Regions from separate parts of the Homo sapiens genome. Here region 2 is linked to region 1. Evidence: read pairs that join two places in POLR2A ChIA-PET (ENCODE). Cell type or tissue: GM12878. All regions are shown on one strand. Links, peaks and the distances in the headings refer to the core of each region. The heading gives the core; the rest is flanking DNA.

Region 1 (6,208 bases), core at 1-4,000:
CTTCCCAAAGTGCTGGGTTTACAGGAGTGAGCCACCATGTCTGGCCATTTGAGGAAATTTTTATTTTTGTCTGTCTTGTTTCCTGCTCTGTCCCCAGCACCTAGAGTGTGTGACTGCAGTGTGTGTGTGTGTGTGTGTGTGTGTGTGTGTGTGTGTGTAGGTGTGCTGATTAAATATTTGAATGGCTGATTGAATGAACGAATGAATGTCATCCTACAACCACTTGTGAGTCCTGGTCTTAGGGGAAGGCTGGGCTGGGGCCCTGGCCTCTGGGATCCCTCTTGTGCCAGTCCCCCAGCCCTGCTGTTCCCACAGCTCTGTGCTGAAGAGGGCGTGGAGGGGGCCAGGGAAGGGAGTGTCAGGCAGCCAGCCGGCTGCCTGCCCTGGACAGCAGCCCAGAGTGTCTGCAGGAGGGAGAGGGTAGTTCAGGAGCCTGAGTCACCCTGGGAGAAACCCCAGCCACATACCTGGCCGCTGACATCACCCGGCCAGGGCACCCCCGGCAGCCTAGACAAGCTGACTGAATCACAGGCGGAATTCAGCCACCCCGGGCACGTGGCCTGCTGTGACCCCCCGCAACACCCCCGAGTGGCCGTCTGGCTGCGGGGGTTGGGCCGGGCACACAGGGGTCAGTGAGGGGGCATGGGGCCTGAGTCAGGGACAGGGTGGCTACAGCCAGAGACCACCCAGCCACAGGCGTCCATGTGGGGCAGGAAGGAGAAAGTTTGGGAAGGAGAGCCTGTGGGGAGGCCCTGGCGGGTGAGGAGGAAGCACGTGTGGGTGTGACGGGGAGGCTGCGGCTTGTGGGCAGCGGCTGGGCGACCCACAGGGGTGGGATGGGGTCTGAGTGTTTGCGCAGAGAATCACCAAATCGTAAGAGACTTGGTCGTAAGAGTCAGTCAGGAGGACAATGGAATCACCAATGTGCTTACACACGCAAAGGCACACACGCACACTCAACACCCGGCCTGGGGAGGCCCTGACTCCACCCACCCCAGGCCAGCGGGGCCTCACTACCCATAAGCCTGCAAGTTCCCTAAGGGACTGAGGCCTAAGGGACAGTTTCCTCATCTGTTGAGTGGGGGTATTAACAAGCATTATTAGGCCAGGCACAGTGACTCGTGAGGCAGAGGTAGGCGGATCCCTTGGAGGCCAGAAGTTCAAGACCAGCCTGGACATCATAGCAAGACCCCTTCTCTACAAAGAAAAAATTTAAAAATTAGCTGGATGTGGTGGTGTGCACCTGTAGTCCCAGGTACTCAGGAGGCTGTGGAGGGTGGATTGCTGGAGTGTTGGAGTTTGAGACTGCAGTGAGCTATTGATTGCACCACTGTACTCCAGCCTAGACAACAGAACAAGATCCTATAGCAAAAAAAAAAAAAAAAAAAAATCACTATTATTGTAATAGCTATGCTTACGGGGAACATACTTTCTGCCAGGTGCTGTTCTAGGCATTCTACATTTTTTTTTTTTAAATAATGGAGATGACGTCTCACTATGTTTCCCAGGCTGGTCTTGAACTCCTGAGCTCAGGCTATCCTCTCGCTTTTTTGGTGGCTGGCACGCCTGTAATCCCGACATTTTGGGAGGCCAAGGTGGGTGGATCGCCGGAGCCCAAGAGTTCGAGACCAGCCTGGGAAACATAGTGAGATGCCATCTCTACCAAAAAATCAAAAAATTAGCTAAGCATGGTGGCTCATGCCTGTAGTCCCAGCTACTCAGGATGCTGAGGTGGGAGGATCACTTGAACCTGGGAGATGGAAGTTGCAGTAAGCTGAGATTGTGCCACTGCACTCCAGCCTGGGTGACAGAATAAGACCTTGTCTCAAAAAAAAAAAAAAAAAAAAAAAAAGAAGAAGAAAAAAGAGAGTCAACTGCATCTGTATTTGTGGCACTTGGTACATACACGGTAAGCTTTCTCAAGTGACTCTGTTATGATTCTTAGTACTAAACATATTATTTTCCCTTTTTTTGTTTCTTTCTTTCTTTTTTTTTTTTTTTTCGGTGATGGAGTCTCACTCTGTTGCCCAGGCTGGAGTGCAGTGGTGCAATCTCGGCCCACTGCAACCTCCGCCTCCCAGGTTCAAGCGATTCTCCTGTCTCAGCCTCCCAAGTAGTAGGGATTACAGGACCCTACCACCATGCCCAGCTAATTTTTGTATTTTTAGAAGAGACGGGGTTTCACCATGTTGGTCAGGCTGGTCTCGAACTCCAGACCTTAGGTGATCCACCCACCTTGGCCTCCCACAGTGTTGGGATTACAGGCGTGAGCCACCGTGCCTGGCCAAATACACATTATTTTTATCCCTAAGTCCAACTAGGAAGGCCTCCAAAACAGTCACCCTCACTGCCTTGGTCCAGTTCTACTTCTTACCTCCCTGCAGTCCTTCCTGCTGCCTCTTCTTTGGTTATATATGTCTGTAGTAGGGAGAGAGTGCTTCAGGGACTCCCTCCTCATTCATAACTCTTCAGAACTCAATCATGATTATCTAGATCCACCTCCACCAGGAAGTCCTCCTGGCTTACTCCAGCCTCACTAAGCACTCTCACCACCCAATGCCTGGAGTGGTTGTAGTCAGTGAGTGACACATTGCACAGTGTGTGCCCCCTGGATTGGGGGTGGGTGAGAGACAGCCCCCACAGTGAGTGGCACCCCTGGCCAGGGCCTGGGACAAGTCTGTATCCAAGGGTGGCTCTCTGCTTAGGTCTGTGTTTGTACCTGGGTGTGTCTGTGTCTGCCCTACTCTGTGCATACTCATATATGTGAACCCGTGTGTGTGTGTGTAGTTGTGAGTGTGTGTGGAAGAGGCTGCATGGCAGTGGAAGCTAGGTGTGTGATTCGTGTATCTGTGTGCCTAGAGTGCCTTGTTCTATAGATTTGGATGCCACTCCAAGCAAGTCAGTGGGTCTTTTTGTTTTTTGTTTTTTGAGATGGAATCTCACTCTGTTGCCCAGGCTGGAGTGCAGTGGCACGATCTTGGCTCACTGCAACCTCTACCTCCTGGGTTCAAGTGATTCTCCTGCCTCGGCCCCCCGAGTAGCTGGGATTACAGGTGCCCACCAATACACTCAGCTAATTTGTTGTATTTTTAGTAAAGATGGGGTTTCACCATGTTGGCCAGGCTGGTCTCAAACTCCTGACCTCATGATTCTCCTGCCTCGGCCTCCCAAAGTGCTGGGATTACAGGCATGAGCCACCGCGCCCGGCCAAGTCAGTGGGTCTTTAGGAGCTGTTTCGTACGGTGTGACTGTGAGTGAACCTTCGCACACGTGTCTGTACGGATATCTAAGAAATTCTTCAAGTAGGCCGGGCACAGTGGTTCAGGCCTGTAGCCTTAGCACTTTGGGAGGCCCAGGTGAGTGGATCGCTTGAGCTCAGGAGTTCGAGAACAGCCTGGGCAACATAGTGAGACTTCGTATCTACAAAAAATATGAAAATTAGCCAGGCATGACAGTGGGCACCTGTAGTCCCAGCTACTACTTGGGGGGCTGAGGCAGGAGGATCCCTTGAGCCTGGGAGGTGGAGGCTGCAGTGAGCTGAGATCGAGCCACTGCACTCCAGCCTGGGCGACAGAGGGAGACCCTGTCTCAAAAAAAAAGAAAAGAAAAGAAAAAAAGAAGACATTCTTCAAGTCCACAACTCTGAGGGTATCACTGTGAGAGCAGGGGTCCTAGCTCTACCCATTTGTGTGTGTGTGGAGATGTGTAAGTCTATGTAGACAAAAGTGTGTGTCATTTACTGTGTTTGGGGTGTGAACACCTATGTGATGTGTTTGCACAACTGCACGTGTTTTGTTCTGTGTGTGTGATCGTGTGTTCAAATAAGTCATCTTGTCGCCGGGCGTGGTCGCTCATGCCTATAATCCCAGCACTTTGGGAGGCCTAGGCAGGAGGACCATTGAGCCCAGGAGGTCCAGACTGCAGTGAGCCGAGATTGCGCCACTGCACTCCAGCCTGGGCGACAGCAAGACCTTGTCTCAAAACAAAAGCAAAAACAAAAATAAACAAATAGTCATCAGGTGCCTGCACAGACAAAGGTGAAAGGTGTCTGCCTGTTGAGATCTGTGGATAGGGTGTATATATGGACATCTCAGCCTGTCTACGTGTGTATCTGTCTCTGTCCTCACGGCAAAAGAGAGGTTGGCCGGGTGTGTGGTGGCTCACGCCTGTAATCCCAGCACTTTGGGAGGCTGAGGCGGGCGGATCACCTGAGGTGAGGAGTTCAAAACCAGCCTGGCCAACATGGCGAAACTCCATCTCTTCTAAAAATACAAAAAAATTAACCGGGCGTGGTGGCACACGCTTGTAATCCCAGCTACTCAGGGAGGCTGAGGCATTAGAATTGCTTGAACCCAGGAGGTGGAGGTTGCAGTGAGCCAAGATTGCGCCACTGGACTCCAGCCTGGGCAACAGAACAAGACTCCGTCTCAAAAAAAAAAAAAAAAAAAAAAAGAGGCTCAGATATGTTTCTGTCTGAGAGTCTGTCAGAGTTTAGGAATTAGTAAATGAATGAATGGTGAAGATCCATTTACTCAACAAACATTTATTTATTTATTTATTTATTGAGACAGAGTCTCGCTCTGTCACCCAGGATGGAGTGCAGTGGCGCAATCTCGGCTCACTGAAGCCTCTGCCTCCTGGGTTTAAGAGAGTCTTGTGCCTCAGCCACCAAGTAGCTGGGATTACAGGTGTGTGCCACTGCGCCCAGCTAATTTTTGTATATTTAGTAGAGATGGGGTTTCACCATGTTGCCCAGGCTGGTCTCGAACTCCTGGCCTGAAGTGATCTGCTCACCTCAGTCTCCCAATATGCTGGGATTACAGGCATGAGCCACCAGTCCTGCCTCATTTATTCTTATATTATATTATATTGTTTTTATTTTAAATTTTTTTGTAGTGACAGGGTCTTACTATGTTGACTGGGCTGGCCTCAAACTGGCCTCAAGTGATTCTCCTGCCTCAGCCTCCCAAAGTGCTGGGATTACAGGCATGAGCCACTGTGCCTGGCTTGAACAAATATTTAATAACCACCTATTGGGTACCACGTGCTATGCTGGGGACAAGGCAGTGACCGGGATGGTTTTGGCCGAGCTTTCACCCAGCTCACAACCCAATGAGGGAGACAAACCTATCCCCAGACAATGATGAGCCCAGATTGGCAGAGTTGGAGGGAGGGACCCCAGGAGAGGGGGCCTTGACTCAGCCTGGAGATCAGGGAGGGCTTCCTGGAGGAGAGGTTATGGGAGTTAAGACTTGGAGGAAAAGACTATGAGCCACAGGAAGCGAAGGGAAGAGTGACCCAGGCAGAGGGAAAAGCACCTGCAAAGGCCTGAAGTCCAGGGAGAGAGGCCAGGCATCTGGAACACAACGGGGAGAGGAGAGACGAGACTAGGGCACCCTCGGAGCAGGTCGTTCAGGGCCTCAGGAGCCATGGGGAGGAGTATAATGCAGGATGCAGGGGTACTGGGAGGGTCAAGCTAACAGTGTCCAATCTGGGTTACTCTGCTTCCCTGAAACTCCAGGGACATCTCCTCCAGGAAGCCCTAGGGATTGCTCAGTGTGGAGCGGCTCAGCCACCCAGTCACACTCACTATTCAATGCTGAGCACTGAGGAGGCAGCCGTTACTAAATCAGCCTGGATTTGCCCTCCCAGAGGTCACAGTCACAACAGTCAAACACACACCTGCACGTGCACACTCATGAACGTGCCCCTCCCCTCCTCTGGAGCCTCAGAAACCCACAGACCTTGTTCCTCCCAGGGGGTGTCCCTGGGGCCAAAGCTTCTGCACTACCAGGGGGCTTGTTGGAAATGCAAAAGATGGCTGGGCACAGTGGCTCACACCTGTAATCCCAGCAGTTTGGGAAGCTGAGGCAGGCAGATCATTTGAGGTCAGGAGTTCATTTGAGGTTGGGAGTTCAAGACCAGCTTGGCCAACATAGCGAAACTCTGTCTCTACTAAAAATACAAAAAAATTAGCCGGGCGTGGTAGCACACGCCTGTAATCCCAGCTACTTGGGAGGCTGAGGCAGGAGAATCTTTTGAACCCGAGAGGTGAAGGCTGCAGTGAGCCAAGATGGCACCACTGCACTCCAGCCTGGGTGACAGAGTGAGTCTTAAAAAAATAATAATAAAATAGGCTGGGCGCGGTGGCTCACGCCTGTAATCCCAGCACTTTGGGAGGCTGAGGCAGGCGGATCACCTGAGGTCA
Region 2 (8,415 bases), core at 1,815-5,814, 1.1 Mb after region 1:
AGACACCAGTCAGGTTGGATTAAGGGCCCACACATGGGACCTCATTTTACTTTTTTTTTGTTTGTTTTTGAACCAAAGTTTCGCTCTTGTTGCCCAGGCTGGAGTGCAATGGCATGATCTCGGCTCACTGCAACCTCCTCCTCCCTAGTTCAAACAGTTCTCCTGCCTCAGCCTCCCAAGGAGCTGGGATCACAGGCATATGCCGCCACGCCAGGCAAATTTTGTATTTTTAGTAGAGATAGGGTTTCACCATGTTGGGCAGGCTGGTCTCGAACTCCTGACCTCAGGTATCTGCCCGCCTCAGCTTCCCAAAGTGCTGGGATTACAGCTGTGAGCCACCAAAGCACCCGGCCTCATTTTACCTTAATTACCTCTTTAAAGACCCCCATCTCCAAATACAGTCACATTCAGAGGTGCTGGGAGTTAAGACTTCAACATATGAATTTGGGGATGGCGATAGCATAGTATATGGTAACTCTATGTTAAACTTCCAGAGGAACTGTGGCCACAGGTAACTCTTTAACAGAAACTTGCCTGTGTTTTCTTTGTACTCATTCTGCCTTCTGGAGAATTCCTAGGAACCCGGACAAAGGTAGTTGGGCACAGTGGCACATGACTGTAGTCAAACCTACTCAAGAGGCTGAGATGAAGAATGCCTTGAGCCCTGTAGTTTGAGTCCAGCCTGGGCTACACAGCAAGACCCCCATCTCTAAAAAAACAAAGACAAAGCTAACCTACAAATTGTTCTCAAATGTAAAGACACGGAGGCTGGGCATGGTGGCTCACGCCTGTAATCCCCAGGCCAAGGTGGGAGGATTGCTTGAGGCCAAGAGTTTGAAATCAGCCTGCGCAACATAGGGAGACCCATCTCTATAAAAATAAAAAAATTAGCCAGGTGTGGTGGTGCATGCCTTCGGTCACAGCTACTTGGGATGCTGAGGTGGGAGGATCACGTGGGCCCAGGAGGTTGAGGCTGCAGTGAGCTGTGATCGTACCACTGCACTTCAGCCTGGGTGATAGAGCAAGACCCTGTCTCAAAAAAAAAAAAAAAAAAAAAAAAAAAAAAAAAGACATGATAGAAATATTTAACAATTACTTGACTTGATTTACTATGAAATATTTAATGATGTATTAGTTAACTGTGATTTTGCCAGTTTCTTCTGTATTTTGAAACTGATACTTTTTTTCTGGTTCAAAAATTTTTGGAAGGTGCTTAAGAAATAACTGTTCCTCCCCACTGGGCCTGTGGAGACCTGTAGACAAAGTACTAAAGTAACTCAGCACAAATGTGCAAAGTCTGTAAATTTGGGTCTTTGATTTTCATAGCTATGAAGAGCTCAGCATGACTCTTGGTGGTTAAGAGGCAAATTTTGCTATATTTCCTCTTCCTGCTGCAGCTGTACTATTAATAAAATCATTCTGAACAGCTTTCCTGAAATGTAAAAATAAGCCAAGATGTCTATTTTGTGGATTTTTTTTTATTATATGTATAAGCACAGGAAAAAACAAATCTGGTAGGACCTGCATCAAAAGGTTAGCAGGGTTCCTCTCTGGGCTGGGGGCTTAAGGGAGGGGTGTCTGCTTCAGCCATATATTGCTGTTCACAACCCGCTAGAGTTTAGGGGCTTCAAACAATGACTTACTAGCATTCAGAGGGTTGACTGCGTGGTTCTGCTGCTGGTCTCTCCCTCGGTCACTTGTGTGGCTAATGTCAGCTGGTAATAGGCTGATTCTCCCCCACACAGCCTCTCTGCATTCACCTGGGCTTTCACTATTTTGTAACCCAGCTTTAGCTTCCTTGCAAGATGGCAGCTGGCATGCACGTGAGTAAGAGTGGGAGTCTCCTGGACTCTTAAGGCCTAGGCTTGAAATTGACGCATCACTCTGCTACATTCTATTGGTCAAAACAAGTCACGAGGCCTGCCCAGAATGGAGGGGAGGGGAAGTAGACCCCCCTGGTGATGGGAGGAGTGATGCGTGTGTACAGGGAAGGGAGGAATTGTTAGTAGCCATCTTTGAAGGCTGCTGACCTCCGTGTCTTTCTTTCTGTGTTTAATAGTATGCCTAGAATAATAATACCACCTAGAATATTATATAATAATGCCTAGAATATTATAGAAAAATAATATCAGACGTATTATTTTTATGATGATAGATATTTTTTTAAATAATGCAATAAATTGTGGGAAACTTGTTGGTTGGACCAAGAATCTACAGAAATAAGTGAAACCTGGCTGGACGCGGTGACTCATGTCTGTAATCCCAGCACTTTGAGAGGCTGAGGTGGGCAGATCACTTGAGATCAGGGGTTCAGGACCAGCCTTGGCCAACATGGTGAAAACCGTCTCTACTAAAAATACAAAAATTAGCCAGGCATGGTGGCAGGCAATTGTAATTCCAGCTACTTGGGACGCAGAGGTGGAAGAATCGCTTAAACCCGGGAGGCGGAGGTTGCAGTGAGCCGAGATCGCGCCAGCCACTGCACTCCAGCCTGGACGATGGAGCGAGACTCTGTCCCTGTCCCGCCCCCTCCAAAAAAAAGACACAGCAAAAGAAAAGACACAGAGAAGAAGAGAAGGCCAGAGACTGGAGCCAAGAGACATCAAGAGCCCCCAGAAGCTGGAGGAGGCAAGAAAGGATTCTCCCATAGAACCTTCAGAGCCAACAAGGCCCTGCTGGCATCTTTGTTTTGAACATCTGGCCTCCGGAACTGTGAGAAAATAAGCGTCTGTTATTTTTAGCCACCAAGTTTGTGAGAATTTATGACAGCAGCTCTAGAAAATGAACACAGACATAGACAGAGAGAGGGAGACTGATCTGAATGTAGATGGAGATGTGGATATAGTTGCAGATAGAGGATAAGCTACCAATAAGGATATAGCAGCCCCTATGGTGTAGGTATAGATTAGGATAGAGCTGTGGGCGTAGACATGGATATAGACATAAACATCAATGTAGACATAGATATTACTGTGGATATAGACATAGAAGGAGATAAAATAGACCTTGAAGGGCCGGGCACGGTGGCTCACGCCTGTAATCCCAGCACTTTGGGAGGCTGAGGTGGGCGGATCACCTGAAGTTAGGAGTTCGAGACCAGCCTGGCCAACATGGTGAAACCCCATCTCTACTAAAAACACAAAAATTAGCCAGACGTGGTGGCCCACGCCTGTAGTCCCAGCTACTCGGGAGGCTGAGGCAAGAGAATCACTTGAACCCGGGAGACGGGGGTTGCAGTGAGCCAAGATCGCACCACTGCACTCCAGCCTAGGCAACAGAGCAAGACTCCATCTCAAAAACAACAAACAAACCGAAAAAACAGACCTTGAGGAAAGCTTGAGGAAGGAATGGGGTCACCTGGGCTAACTATGGGCCATTGCCAACAGGAGGTCACAGCAGATGTCATGGAGACAGCCTCCTACAAACGCTCCACAGCTAAGCTCTTCAGGTTTTCTGGAAAATCCCAAGTATCAGAAATTGCTTTCTTGGTTGGGCACAGTGGCTAATGCCTGTAATCCCAACACCTTGGGAGGCCAAGACAGGAAGATTGCTTGAGGCCAGGAGTTCAAGACCAGCCTGGGCAACATAGCAAGACCTGTCTCTTAAAAAAAAAAAAAAAAAAAAAAGCTTTCTTTCACTCCTCCAGTCATCCTGCTCTTTTCTAGTTTCTGGATAATCAATTTGACCCCCAAAATGTGAAAACACAATTCATTGTTTTCAGTCAAAAGTTGTATTTTTCTTTTCTTTTTGAGACAGAGTCTTGCTCTGTTGCCCAGACTGGAGTGCAATGGCGTGATTATGGCTCACTGTAGCCTTGACCTCCTGGCCTGTAGTGATCCTCCCGTGTTAGTCTGCCAAGGAGCTGGGATTACAGGTGTGAGCCAGGGCACCCAGACTTCAGTATGAAGTTTTCTCTCCCTTCTCTTACCTTTCTCATATAAATCCTGTTTTGCTTTTGAACGTTGACAACAGTCCTATGACCATCTCCCTCCCCTTTGCATGCCAGTGTCCAAAACAAAATCAGATCCAATGAATAAATATTTAAAAGTTTGTTGTCATTAAAAAAAAGTGGGGACAGGGCACAATCCAGGAGACCTCAACCCAGGTAGTAAGAAGCTCAGAGGCATGTTGTTACAGGATGGCTGAGAAAGCAAAAATCAGGAAGTGGTTTAACCTTTACAGTGACTGTCTATACAGTGGAGGTTTCCAGATTGCACGGGACTGGTTAAAAGCAATCCTCTTATATCATTTGGGGAAGGCAACTTAAGTTTCGTTTATGATTATCAGAGGCATTTGTAAGAAATAACCTAAGCTGGCTGGGTGCGGTGGCTCACCCCTGTAATCCCAGCACTTTGGGAGACTGAGGCAGACAGATCACTTGAGGTCAGGAGTTTGAGACCAGCCTGAGCAACATGGTGAAACCCCGTCTCTACTAAAAAAAAAAAAATACAAAATACAAAAATTAGCAGGGCGTGGTGGTGCGTGCCTGTAATCCCAGCTACTTGGCAGGCTGAAGCACAAGAATTGCTTGAACCCCGGAGATGGAGGCTGCAGTGAGCAGAGATCATGCCACTATACTCCAGCCTGGGTCACAGAGCAAGATTCCATGAAAGAAAGAAAGAAAGAAAGAAAGAGAGAAAGGAAAGGAGAAAGGAAAGAAAGGGAGAGAGATAGCCGGGCGTGGTGGCTCACGCCTGTAATCCCAGCACTTTGGGAGGCCAAGGTGGGCGGATCACGAGGTCAGGAGATTGAGACCATCCTGGCTAACATGGTGAAACCCCGTCTCTATTAAATATACAAAAAATTAGGTGGCGGGCGCCTGTAGTTCCAGCTACTCGGGAGGCTGAAGCAGGAGAATGGCGTGAACCCAGAAGGCGGAACTTGCAGTGAGCCGAGATCGCACCACTGAACTCCAGCCTGGGCGACAGAGCCAGACTCCATCTCAGAAAAAAAAAAAAAAAACAAGGGAGAGAGATTGAGAGAGAGATCGAGATCTAAGTTGAGTTTCGCTTACATTCAAAAGTCAGAGTACCTTAGGTTTTGCTTATGTGGCCTGATTTTGTCTTCTTGGGGAATTCTCAGTCCGGATCCACCCCCCCTAGTTTTGTGTGTGTGTGTGTGAAACAGGGTCTCGCTCGGTTGCCCAGGCTGGAGTGAATGGCACGATCGCAGCTCACTGTAGCCTTAACCTCCTGTGCTCAGGTGATCCTGTTGCCTCAGCCTCGCAAGTAGCTGGGACCACAGGCATGCACCACTTTGTGCAGCTAATTTTTTTTTTTTTACTTTTATAGAGATGGAGTCTTGCCATGTTGCCCAGGCTGGTCTCAAACTCCTGGGCTCAAGGATCCTCCCAATTTGGCCTCCCAAAGTGTTGAGATTACAGGTGTGAGCCACTGCGCCTGGCTCCCCCCATTTTATTTTAACAACTTTCCCCTTTTGACATAGCAAGCTGAGGGGGTAATGAAATCGTATAGCATTACTTTCTGGGAGTGCTATTGGCTGGGACAGATGGGTGTATAGTCATTTTTGATAGCTGCATAGTCATCTTAGACATATGTGGTAGAGTCCTTAGGTTCTCCAAGTTGTCTAATGCAGATGGGTGTCATTAGTTGCATCAGTGGCTGTTGAGAGGCATTGGAAACCCTTAAGAGGATGCAACTCCCAGGGAGGTTAATATCATGACTAGGAGGAGAATAATATAGCCAAGGGTTGGAAAATTCACCAGAGGAGAGATTCCCAGGAGCCAAGATGTAACCAACTAAATAAATAAATGGAAAAAGTATCACCTATCTGATAAGATTTACATCTGTTCTTTAAAATCCTCTGAAGTGTGGGCAAAAATTCTTGATATATTAACACAGAAATGACAGCTTCATTCATTATACCTCCTTTTTGGGCAGTTAGAGTAGCTCAGACTCATACATTTTGTGAAATTATTGAAGCAAGGCTAGAAACCTCGGTTTGTAAGCCTTGGAGGAAATTAACAGTGTCATTGAAGTTTTTTTCTAAAGTTTTAGAGCATTTATAATAGCCCCTTCCTTCCTTCCTTCTTTTTCTTTTTCTGTTTCTGTTTTTGTTTTTTGATATGGAGTCTTGCTCTCTTGCCCAGGCTGGAGTGCAGGAGTGCAGTGGCATGATCTTGGACCACTGCAACCTCCCCTTCCTGGGTTCAAGCAATTCTCCTGCCTCAGCCTCCCAAGTACCTAGGACTACAGGTGTGCACCACCACACCCAGCTAATTTTAGTATTTTTAGTAGAGACGAAGTTTCACCATGTTGGCCAGGCTGGCATTGAACTCCTTACCTCAAGTGATCCACCCGCCTCGGCCTCCCAAAGTGCTGGGATTACAGGTGTCAGCCACTGTGCCTGGCCCATAATAGCCTTTTCTAAATCAGAGACACCAATACAAGGAATTGGAGCTCTGTCCACCAAAGGAAGTCAGTGTCATGTGTAGTGAGAGGGTTGGTGCTTCTTGGATTTCTCTAACGGTGCTATCTTCTGAACAAGTGAGCCAAGGTTGGTGGCTTTATTTGTAGAGATAGTTTATTGTATCTGAATATTGGGAGGGATTACTGCCAATCCATAATGACCACGACTCCTGTTTGGTGTTGGCTGTTGTGGCTGCCCTTCTCCTGTCATTTTGCTCAGTGCCCGCGCCTGGCAGTGCTGTGATGCCATCCCAGGGTTCCCGGGTGCCCGGTACCTGACAGGTGCATTACCTGGTAGGCGCATTTCTGGTGCAGTTTCTTCTGGTCCTTGTACCACTGCATGAGCCCCTTCATGAAGGTGATTGTCACTTTGTCGTCCTCAAGCTTGGGTCCGCTGTACTCACCCTCGATGGCTGGCATGTGAACAGGGGAGACACGAGAGTCAGCGACCACGGCCACTGTAAGGGGGAAGGGGGTCTTGCTCCCAGGGATGAGGTGGACCTGGCTCTGGACACACAGATTGAGAGAGGGACAGAGCGAGTGAAGAGTCCCCTCTCTGGTCAGGTCTGGCCCAGAGGCCTCTTCCTGACCTCCTTCTCTTCCTTCACCCGCCCCCCTTTACCCTATTCAGTTTTATGGCACTTAGCACGATTCATTTTGTGACTTGTTCATCATCTTATCTGCCTCCTAGAATATCAGCTCCATGCGGACAGGAAGGGTTTTGTTCATAGCTGTACCCCCAGTGCCTAGGACAGTGCCTGGCACATAGGAGATGCTCAATAATCATCTGTGGGATGAATGGCTGGACCTTCTCAGCACCTAGAGGTGAACCAGACACAGCCTGTGGGGGCGGGGCTACTGCCGGCAGAGAGGGAGGGAGGAGAGGATGACAGAGTGGCCAAGAAGCCAGCATGGAGAAGGGCCCGGGCAGGGGTGATGCTGGTGGGTAGGGAAGGTGTATTAGTCCATTTTCACATTGCTGATAAAGACATACCCGAGACTGGGTAATTCATAAAGAATAAGAGGTTTAATGGACTCACAGTTCCATGTGGCTGAGGAGGTCTCACAATCATGGTGGAAGATGAAAGGCACGTCTCATGTGCCGACAGGCAGGAGAGAATGAGAACCAAGTGAAAGGGGAAACCCCTTATAAAACCATCAGATCTCGTGAGACTTACTCACTACCACGAGAACAGTATGGGGGAAACTGCCTCCACGATTCAATTATCTCCCACCAGGTCTCTCCCACAACATGTAGGAATTATGGGAGTTACAATTCAAGATGAGATTTGGGTGGGGATGAGATTTGGGTGGGGACACAGCCAAGCCATATCAGCGGGGTGTTGCAGCTCCTGACCTCGCCCATTGGGAATCATGAGACGGAGCTTTGGGCTGCGGATGGAGCGCCCTGGAACACAGGCAGAGGAGCGACAGACAGCAGCCTGGGGGCAGAACAAGGGGCTACCCTTGAGCCCACCCCCACCCCCAGGGAATGGAGAAGGCCCGTGTGGAATGTTCTGGGCTGGAGCGTGGAGCATCCAGGCCTGACTCACTCATGCTCTCGATGTCCAGCGAGTCCACCACGGAGCGCTTGTGCTCGTCGCCTGCGATGGCCCGCTCAAAGGCCTTCTGCTTCACGATCTTGTTGCACTCCTGGTATTTCATTTTGGCATCCTTGTCGTGGGGCTTCACCTTGACCACCTGGGTGGGAGGGAAGGGGCGTGCACACTGAGGCCGAGGTGGGGGCACAGCGGCTGTCCCCAGGCTGCCCAGCCCTGGATTCCATGAACGCGGAAGTCAGGCTGCCCGGGCACCAGTGCTGATGGTGCAACCCTGGACATGTTTAACCTCCAAGTCTTGGTTTCTGCACCCCAAAACTGTCCATAGCTAAGCTGCTCACACCGGCACACTTCATCAACCTTAGCTATAACTACATTAAAATCAAACACCTTGCCCGTCTGAGGACCATGGGCTCAGCTCCTGGTCC

Evidence for each region. ChIA-PET counts read pairs that join two places held together with the same protein. Peaks named below come from ENCODE experiments on the same cell type or tissue, not always from the same donor. Only the 100,000 strongest peaks of a DNase experiment are listed, where the experiment ranks them.
Region 2: POLR2A ChIA-PET joins it to region 1 with 11 read pairs; 1 of 35 experiments calls an interaction of 5 or more read pairs at or near these places.

What each region holds. Positions count from the first base shown.
Region 1 is chr19:45,455,460-45,461,667 of GRCh38, forward strand. No RefSeq gene overlaps it. Among named protein-coding and RNA genes, the nearest start is that of FOSB, 9.4 kb to the right of the region's middle. RefSeq lists enhancers at 1-355, 118-367, 356-1,322. In GM12878, for the core only: no CTCF peak of the experiment used is centred there; no DNase peak of the experiment used is centred there; H3K27ac peaks cover 703 bases.
Region 2 is chr19:46,518,944-46,527,358 of GRCh38, forward strand. It overlaps the pseudogene PPP5D1P. Among named protein-coding and RNA genes, the nearest start is that of PNMA8B, 27 kb to the left of the region's middle. RefSeq lists a silencer at 3,147-3,326. In GM12878, for the core only: no CTCF peak of the experiment used is centred there; a DNase peak (open chromatin) is centred at 4,198; H3K27ac peaks cover 1,170 bases.